Linked DNA regions of Homo sapiens: region 2 is linked to region 1. Evidence: read pairs that join two places in POLR2A ChIA-PET (ENCODE). Cell type or tissue: Caco-2. All regions are shown on one strand. Region 1 overlaps PHF21A (PHD finger protein 21A). Region 2 has its middle 23 kb from the start of PHF21A.

The links. Peaks named below come from ENCODE experiments on the same cell type or tissue, not always from the same donor. Only the 100,000 strongest peaks of a DNase experiment are listed, where the experiment ranks them.
Region 2: POLR2A ChIA-PET joins it to region 1 with 6 read pairs; 3 of 35 experiments call an interaction of 5 or more read pairs at or near these places.

Annotation. Positions count from the first base shown.
Region 1 is chr11:46,014,327-46,019,326 of GRCh38, forward strand. The region is part of intron 6 of PHF21A (PHD finger protein 21A); the gene reads right to left. Among named protein-coding and RNA genes, the nearest start is that of LARGE2, 94 kb to the left of the region's middle. In Caco-2, no CTCF peak of the experiment used is centred here; no DNase peak of the experiment used is centred here.
Region 2 is chr11:46,142,217-46,147,216 of GRCh38, forward strand. It overlaps the pseudogene FBLIM1P2. Among named protein-coding and RNA genes, the nearest start is that of PHF21A, 23 kb to the left of the region's middle. RefSeq lists an enhancer at 992-1,651. In Caco-2, no CTCF peak of the experiment used is centred here; a DNase peak (open chromatin) is centred at 2,045.

The DNA.
Region 1 (5,000 bases):
CTGCAAAGGATATTATGTTGTTCTTTTTTATGGCTGTGTAATATTCCAGTGTATATGCACCACATTTTCTTTATCCAATCCACTGTTGATGGACACCTAGGTTGATTCCATGTCTTTGCTACTGTGAATAGTGTGGCAATGAACATACAAGTGCAAGTGTACTTTTTGGTAGACTGAGGTATTTTCCTTTGGGTATATATCCAGTAATGGGATTGCTGGGTCAAATGGTAGTTTTACTTTTATTCTTTCATTAATCTCCAAATGGCCGAGGCTGAACTAATTTACATTCCCACCAACAGTATATGTGTTCCCTTTTTTCCATAGCCTCTCCAACATCTGTTATTTTTGACTTTTTAATAATAGTTATTCTGGGGCCGGGCGCGGTGGCTCACGCCTGTAATCCCAGCACTTTGGGAGGCCGAGGCGGGCGGATCACGAGGTCAGGAGATCGAGACCATCCCGGCTAAAACGGTGAAACCCCGTCTCTACTAAAAATACAAAAAATTAGCTGGGCGTAGTGGCGGGCGCCTGTAGTCCCAGCTACTCGGGAGGCTGAGGCAGGAGAATGGCGTGAACCCGGGAGGCGGAGCTTGCAGTGAGCCGAGATCCCGCCACTGCACTCCAGCCTGGGCGACAGAGCGAGACTCCGTCTCAAAAAAAAAAAAAAATAAAAATAAAAAAATAAAAAAAAATAAAAAAATAAAAAATAGTTATTCTGACTGGTGTAAAGTGGTATCACTGTGCTTTTGATTTGCATTTCTTTGATGATTAGCAATGTTGAGCATTTTTTCATGTTTGTTGACTGCTTGTATGTCTCCCTTCAAAAGTGTCTGTTCATGTTGTTTGCCCACTTTTTAATGGGGTTATTTATTTTGTTGTTGTTGTTGATTTAAGTTCCTTACAGATTCTGGATATTAATCTTTTGTTGGCTACATAGACTGCAAATATTTTCTCCCATTCTGTAGGTTGTCTGTTTGCTCTGATAGTTTCTTTTGCTATGCAGAAGCTCTTTAGTTTAATTAGGTCCCAAATGTCAATTTTTGTTTTTGTTACAATTACTTTTGAGGACTTAGCCATAAATTCTTTGCCTAGGCCAATTTCCAGAAAAGTATTTCCAAGGTTTTCTTCTAGGATTCTTATAGTTTGAGATTTTAAAAATTTATTTCTTCAATAATAAATTAACCTTAGCTTAGTGTAATTTTTTTGCTTTATAAAGTTTAATTTTTAAACTTTTTGACTCTTTGTAATAACAGCTTAAAACACATTGTACAGTTGTATAAAAATACTTTTTTTATCCTTATGTTTTAAGTTTTCTATTTTTAAATATTTAAATTTTTTGTAACTTTTTAAGCATTTTAATTAAAAACAAAGACACAAACACACACATTAGCCTAGGCCTACACAGGGTCACAATCATCAATATTACTGTCTTTTACCTCTATACCTTATCCCACTGGAAGGTCTTCACAGACAACAACATCCATGGAGCTGTCATCTTCTATGGTAACAATGCCTTCGTCTGAAATACCTCCTGAAGGACCTGCCCGAGGCTATTGCTGTTTTACAGTCATCTATCTATCTATCTATCTATCTATCTATCTATCTATCTATGCAGAAGGAGTATATTTTAAAGTAGTGATAAAAAGTAAACACATAAACTGATAACACAGTCATTTATTATTATCAAATATGTACTGTACATAATTGTATGTGCTATAGTTTTATATGACTGGCAGCACAGTAGGTTTGTTTACACCAGCATCACCACAAACATGAGTAATGTATTACGCTACCAAGTAGTTATGATGGCTACTAAGCAACAGAAAATTTTTAGCTCCACTATAATCTTATGGGACCACCATCATATATGTGGTCTGTTGTTGACCTAAATGTCTTTGTGTGACTGTAGATCCTTTTGCTAGTAGAACAATCTTTCTCAAAAAGGGATATCACCATGTCATTTCATGACTCAAAATTTCCCAGAGTCTTCTCCCTAAACTCTTAGGTAAGGCATTTAAGGCCCTTAACAACTATACTTCGCCTCCCATTATATCCATTCCTTCAACCACTCTGAATTATCTGCTATTTCCAGAACTCAAAATGCTTTTTCCTGCCTCTGTACCTTTGCCTTTGCTTAAATTATTCCCTCTCTCATGCAACACCTTTCCTACCTGTCCAAACCTTACCCATTCTAGAAGACCTAGATCAAACACCATTTCTTACATAAACCCTTCCCTAATCCCCTACTCAGGATTAATATCTCCCTTCTCTATATTCAAAGAGCACCCGTGTACAACTTTAAAATGGCACATGACATAATCTATTTTACACTGCAATTTGTAGCTTATGTTTTTCTCCTCTACTATACTGCCAGCACCTTAAGAACATGGGGAGACTAGGTCTTGCTGATTTTATAGCCCACTACCTGGAGCTTGGCAGCCCTCAGAAATGTTTGGTAAACTGAACTGAATCATTACATGATTCTATCATCTAGAATGCAGACCTATAGCACTTAAAAATTAAACAGACACGACCTCAACCAATGATCAAAATTTGTATCAGCAATTCTGGGGCAAATCAACATGATGTGCCCTGATGTGATGAAGTCACAAGGTAGTGTTCTTACTAAAAATGTTTAACCTGGATTTTTTTTTTTTTAATTGAGATGGAGTCTCACTCTGTCACCCAGGCTGGAGTGCAGTGGCGTGATTTTGGCTCACTGAAACCTCTGCCTCCCAGGTTCCAGCGATTCTCCTGCCTCAGCCTCCTGAGTTGCTGGGATTACAGGCATGTGCCACCACACCCAGCTAATTTTTGTATTTTTAGCAGAGACGGGGTTTCTCCACATTGGTCAGTCTGGTCTCAAACTCCCGACCTCAGGTGATCCGCTCGCCTCAGCCTCCCAGAGTGCTGGGATTACAGGCGTGAGCCACCACGCCCGGCCTACATCTATTAATTTTTAACAGGCATATTTGCTATCTTCTCATAGTTCTAGCAAAGGAAAAAATCAGATTTGTTTTTTTAGCACTCAGAACGACTAAAGAAGTAGGAGATACTAAAGTATATTGAAAGCTAACAAGACTGTAAACTACTCTTTGCAAATACTAGTTGGATGTGTTCTTTTCTTGCTTTGGGTGTGTGGACTGATAACACTCTGTCTCCCTGTGGTGGTAGGAAGCTATTTGTAAGCTGAAACTCCTGACAAGGAAGAGCTCCATATTTATAAGTTACAGTTCAGGATTTGCCCTTAAGGGGGAAAAAAAAAAAACACCTCCCTCATCTCCTCAAAAAAACCAAACTGGAAAAGAAGTCATTATCTTTACTCACTATAATATTTTCTTCCAAATTTCTACAAAATTAACAAAGATTACATAAATCAAATGCAAATGATTTTGTCCCTAAAAACTGTTCTTGATAAATATGTAGACTGATAGGAAAAACTAATCTTTCCCCTAGAAATAAACCAAGGTTCCACAGAAAAGGCTATCAAACAGCAAAGCACAGTGTAAATAGCCACCCAAATTGCTCTTATTACTTTGCCTTTTCAACTCTGTAATCTCAATTGGAACACAAAATGAAAATTTATTATTTTGGTTAAATTCATTACTCTAACTAGCTGTAGGGGTTAAAAAATGTGTCCTAGGCCGGGCGCGGTGGCTCACGCCTGTAATCCCAGCACTTTGGGAGGCCGAGGCGGGCGGATCACGAGGTCAGGAGATCGAGACCATCCCGGCTAAAACGGTGAAACCCCGTCTCTACTAAAAATACAAAAAATTAGCCGGGCGTAGTGGCGGGCGCCTGTAGTCCCAGCTACTTGGGAGGCTGAGGCAGGAGAATGGCGTGAACCCGGGAGGCGGAGCTTGCAGTGAGCTGAGATTGCGCCACTGCACTCCAGCCTGGGCGACAGAGCGAGACTCCGTCTCAAAAAAAAAAAAAAAAAAATGTGTCCTATGCTTCAAAAGCTTTCTTATAAAAGCATCAAAATGTACCTCCCCAGAATGCCCAATGATCTGTTAGCTGCGCATCATGAAGGTCTGGGCTCAAGCTCAGCACCATTTTCAGGAGAATGTACAGTATAGTATTAACACTTAGCCTCTGGTGTATTTGGCCAGTTGGGAAAAATCTATAGGGGAAAAAGAAAAGAATCTCCTTAAAACTGAAAGAAATTTGTCTAAAGACTTCATCTCTCATCAATTCAGAGAAAACAGCTATCCTGAAATAGCCGTCTGTGCATAATTTATGTGTCCATTTAAATGCCTTTTAAATCCCACTAACCTATTTGACTCAATTTCATATGGAAGAGATTCCATACAGGTACATATGTCACATGACTTGGCAAAAGATAATTTGGTAAACATGAACAAAATCCTGATATGGACAACACATTTTTTTTTTTAAATTCAAGAAAACAGAGATAGCAATTGATAGTTGTAGAAAAAATGATGATGCTGTACCAAGAATAACTGTAGGTAGGAGCAGATGGTGATAACTCACTTAATGGCACTGCTTACTGCATACCATGACACGCTCTCACAGATGCACATCACCAATTTCTAAAATAACATCTCAGAGTAATGCAATCCAATGCAAGACTTTTTATGACAAAATCAATGTATCATACCGTAAGCAGCAAGAACACACACATCATGTAAGAAGCTAAAACTGTGTTTAAAGACAAACTCATTTGGTCAAAATAAGGCAAGAAAAAGAAAGGGGGAAGAAAATAAGCCTTTCTCATTCTGGAAGCCTAATCTAATTTTTTTTTTTTTTTAATTTGGAGCCTTTGAAACTCACAGACTCCATTTGCAAACTTTTGTGGCTGTTAATTTCTCAGTTATTGGTTTTTCGCTTTATCTTCTCTAAAGAGGAAAAGAAGAAACTGCTTTTTAATTCTTTCTAGAAGATAGGGGAAAAGAATGTCGCTTTTAATGGTACTTTTTGATTAGCTTGGGATCTGAGTTCCAAATAAAGTCACATCAAAATTAAGTATCATGTCAAAT
Region 2 (5,000 bases), 130 kb after region 1:
GCTGGAGTGCAGTGGTGCATTCATTGCTCACTGAAGCCTCCATCTCCTGGGCTTGAGTGATCCTCCCGCCTCAGCCTCCCAAGTTGCTGGGATTACAAAGCACACACGACCATGCCTGGCTAATTTTTCTTTTTTCTTTTTGTAGGGATGGAGTCTTGCTGTGTTGCTCAGGCTGGTCTTGAACTCCTGGCCTCAAGTGATCCTCCCACCTTGGCCTCTCAAAGTGCTAAGATTACAGGCATGAGCCACTCTCCCTGGACGATGTTATTTATCTTTAACATTTAAACTTAAAAACTGATGTTTGACTTAGTTACTGGAAAACGTTTAAGTATTTTGGAACAATGTAGGTATGTGAATCTGCTTTTCAACTGTAAATTTACTTTATAAAACCTAAGTCTTCAGAGATAAGTATTTCTGATGAAAATTTAGTGTCTGAATTGAGATATGCTGTAAGTATAAAATACACAGGGGTCGGAGCCGCCGGGGCGCGGGCAGCCCGGGGTGTCCACCCCCTCCTCCTGTCCTGGATGGTTAGGACGTGCTTCCCCACCTGGACCTCCTCCCACCCGCTTCACCGCCCCCGCCGGTGCTCCTGCCTTGTGAAGACGAGGCTCCTGCTCCAATGGGGGCCTCACTTATTGCGGACTTAGAGCAGCTGCACCTGCCCCCGTCCCCACCCCCACCACAGGCCCCTGCGGAGAGACCTTCAGTCCAGCCTGGGCCGGATCCCCTCTGGCCCGTGGAAAAAGAGCTGCCGCCTCCCCCAGCAGAGCCTGTTGAGAGAGAGGCGTCCACAGACATCCGTGCCTTCTGCCATAAGACTGTGTCCCCCCAGGAGCTGGCTGTGGAGGCCATGAAGAGGCAGTACCATGTCCAGTTCTTCACGTGCCGTACCTGCCGCCGCCAGCTGGCTGGGCAGAGCTTCTATCAGAAGGATATGCGACCCCTCTGCGAACCCTGCTGCCAGGACACGCTGCAGAAGTGCAGCAAGTGTGGCGAGGTGGTCCGGGACCACATCATCAGGGCCCCGGGCCAGGCCTTCCACCCCGCCTGCTTCACGTGTGTGACCTGCGCCCGGTGCAGCGGGGATGAGAGCTTTGCCCCGGGCAGCCAGAAGGAGGTGTACTGCCTGGACGACTTCTACAGGAAATTTGCCCCCGTCTGCAGCATCTGTGAGAATCCCATCATTCCTCGGGATGGGAAAGATGCCTTCAAAATCGAGTGCACTGGAAGAAACTTCCATGAAAATTGCTACAGGTATGAGGACTGCAGGATCCTCCTGTCTATTGAGCCCACGGACCAAGGCTGCTACCCGCTCAACAACCATCTCTTCTGCAAGGCGTGCCACCTGAAGCAGAGTGCTGCGGGGTGCTGCTGAGAGTGCCCGCCGGGTGTCAGGCAGTGAGCGGACTACTAGTCCCGGCTGGGGCCCTTTCCTGACTTGGTTTCCCTTCCTGACCTGCTCTTGCACACTTTCCTTCTGAGCCTCCATGGGGACCAGCCTGCAAGTCGGCCCAGCCTTTCCAGGACACAGTGGGGCTGAGCGCCGTCAGAACTTCCACTCCTCCTTTACCCTCTGGGCACCAGAAGGTTCCTGGACCATGAGCGTCGCCCCCAGAATTCCTTGCTGGCCCCACCCCACTTCCAGGGGAAAGCTGGGGGGAGTCTGCCGGGGACAATTGGACCCCTAGTGCTGACTGTAGCTGTCTGGTCGGGGTGCTGAGACCAGCATGGCTTTGCACGGTTGAGCTGTTTGAGGAAAAACTCCAAAGTCCCTTAAAAAGTGCTTTTTAGGCTGAACACAGTGGCTCAAGCCTGTAATCCCAGCACTTTGGGAGGCCGAGGTGGGTGGATCACTTGAGGTCAGGAGTTTAAGACCAGCCTGGCCAACACGGTGAAACCCCGTTTCTACTAAAAATACAAAAATTAGTCAGACGTGGTGGCACATGCTTGTAGTCCCAGCTACTTGGGAGGCTGAGGCAGGAGAATTGCTTGAATGTGGGAGGCAAAGGTTGCAGTGAGCTGAGCTTGCACAACTGCATTCCAGCCTGGGCGACAGAGTGAGACTCCATCTCAAAAATTAAAAAAAAGTGCTTTTGAAAATGTTGAAGTTGGCTGGGCGCGGTGGCTAATGCCTATAATCCCAGCACTTTGGGAGGCCGAGGCGGGTGGATCACCTGAGGTCAGGAGTTCGAGACCAGCCTGGCCAACATGGTGAAACTCTGTCTCTACTAAAAATACAAAAAATTAGCCAGTCATGGTGGCAGCTGCCTGTAATCCCAGCTACTAGGGAGGCTGAGGCAGGAGAATGGCTTGAACCCAGGAAGCAGAGGTTGCAGTGAGCCAAGATCGTGCCACTGCACTCCAGCTTGGGCAATAAGAGTGAAACTCCATCTCAAAATTAAAAAAAAAAAAAAGAAAAAGAAAAAGAAAAGAAAATGTTAAGGTTGAAATGATGGGAATCAACATTCTTTGGATTTAGGGGAGGCAGTGTAATAGCAAACACCTCCCCTTGGTTTGCACACGTACAAGAATGGGACCCATTGGGGGCACAGCCCTGGACTTCCTCACTCTGGAATGTGTGGTGCTAAAGTGGGGCTGGGGCCCAGGCCTAGGAGGAGAGGGTGGTCCACAGATACCCCGGGATGTTAGCAGCCCCCAATCTGCCTTCTGGCACCTCCTCCCGGGTGCTGTAGTGAGTCAGCAGGCATGGGGTGAGAGCCTGTTGCATGCTGGGCACAGGGCCGAGTGTGCCTCCTGCAGCCTTGACAGGGGCCATGCACCACCCCACCCCCAAACACACACAAGCACTTCTCCAGGACGGTTCCAGGACAGATGTCCCTTCAGTCCCCTAGTTATGACCCCAAGACCCACTCGGGCCCTGTAGCCCAGCCCGTCTTGTAACCGCTGCCTCCTCAATGCCACATCTAGAAGATTCTTCTTCCCTTTGAAAGAGAATCATCATCATTGCTTCATCACTTCTAAGACATTTTGCAGAGCATGGACAAGTTAAACAGAATGTGCTTTCCTCCCTGGGGTCTTGCTGTACCACAGGCTCCTGGGAGAACGTCACAGGGGCCGTGCACTGGGCAAGCTTCTCTGTAGAACTCCAGGGGCTTCAGTCCAGAGCACAGCATCTCACCCTAAGCCTGGAGAAGTGAGCCCTGAACTTCTGCATTCACAGACCACCTCCACAATTTTTATCATAACCAAAGGCCTCCTGTTCTGTTATTTCACTTAAATCAACGTGCTATTTTGTTTTCACTCACTTCTGACTTTAGCCTTGTGCTGAACTGTGTATCCACACAGTCATGTTCACGTGGCAGTTATGGTTGTCTTCTTACACATGAAAATAAATGCATAACTGTTTAAATACACACACACACACACACACACACACACACACACACACACACACATATATATATGTACAAGCCAGGCGCTGTGGCTCACGCCTGTAATCCAAGCACTCTGGGAGGCTGAGGGGGGCAGATCACCTGAGGTCAGGAGTCTGAGACCAGCCTGGCCAACATAGTGAAACCCTGTCTCTACTAAAATTAGCTGGGCATAGTGGTGGGCACCTGTAATCCCAGCTACTCGGGAGGCTGAGGAGAGTTTAATCTCTTAAACCCGGGAAGCGGAGGTTGCAGTGAGCTGAGATTGCACCATTGCTCTCCAGCCTGGGCAACAAGAGTGAAACGCCATCTCAAACAAACAAAAAAAAACACCAAACCCTGCCCCCCCACAAAAAAAATACTCAAGTTTGAAGACTTAGTGTGAAAGAAGAATATAAAACACCCCAATAAGAATTTTTATATTGATTACATGTTGAAATGTTAAATTTTTGAAATATTGGATTAAATAAAATACATTATGAAAATTAATTTAATTTTTTTTACTTTTTAAAACATGACTACTAAAGGATTTTAAATTATATATGAGGCTTATGTTATATTTCCGTTGGACACCACTGCTCTAGATTTTTAAATAATAGCATTTATCTGATTCTTAACATTTGCTGGAACTACACTTGTTTTTTATAACTGCATACTGTCTCATCAAATGGATATACTAAGTGTGTCTGACTGATCTGTATTTTTTACTTACTTAATTTTTTTTTTTTTTGAGACTGAATCTCACTCTGTTGCCCAGGCTGGAACACAGTGGCATGGTCCTAGCTCACTGCCGCCTTGACCTCCTGGATTCAAGTGATCCTCCCACCTTGGCCTCCCAAAGTGCTGAGATTATAGGCATGAGCCACCACACCTGGCCCAATCTGATATTTGTGAATATTTAAGTTTTTTCATCCTTTCTTTCTTTTGGTAAATAATTTTGTGTTTAACAAGTTTGTGGCTGTATCTTCGTACAGGGGAGTGACATAATCAGATTTGCTTTCTGAAAATCATTTTGGCTATATTGTAGAGAACATGCTGGCTAAGGGCAAGCATGGATTCAGGGAAACCAGTTAGGATGCCCTTGCAGAAGTTCTGGGGAGATGGGATCAGTGGAGATGGAAAGAAAGGGATACTCTCCTGAGACACTTAGGACATAGAGTCCATAGGACTTGGAATGGATTGGATACTGGAGTCATGGGGAGGGAGTCCAGGATGACTCCCAAGATTCTCATTGAGCAACCAGAGGTTGGCAAGACAATCACTGAATTGAGAACCCTAAAAAAGGAGTAGTTTGGGGGAATAAACTCCTGAGTTCAGTTTTGGAATGCTCTTGAGATATCCAAGTAGAGATGTGGAATAGCCAGGTGTACAGCAAGAGGAGAGACAAGGATAGAGATAAAATTTGGGAGTCATTGGTGTACAGACAATATTTAAAGCCTCAATGGTCCAGGCAAGGTGGCTCACGCCTGTAATCCCAGCACTTTGGGAGGCCGAGGTGGAAGGATCACCTGAGGTTGGAAGTTCGAGACCAGCCTGACCAACATGGAGAAACCCCATCTCTACTAAAAATATAAAATTAGCTGGGCGCATGCCTGTAATCCCAGC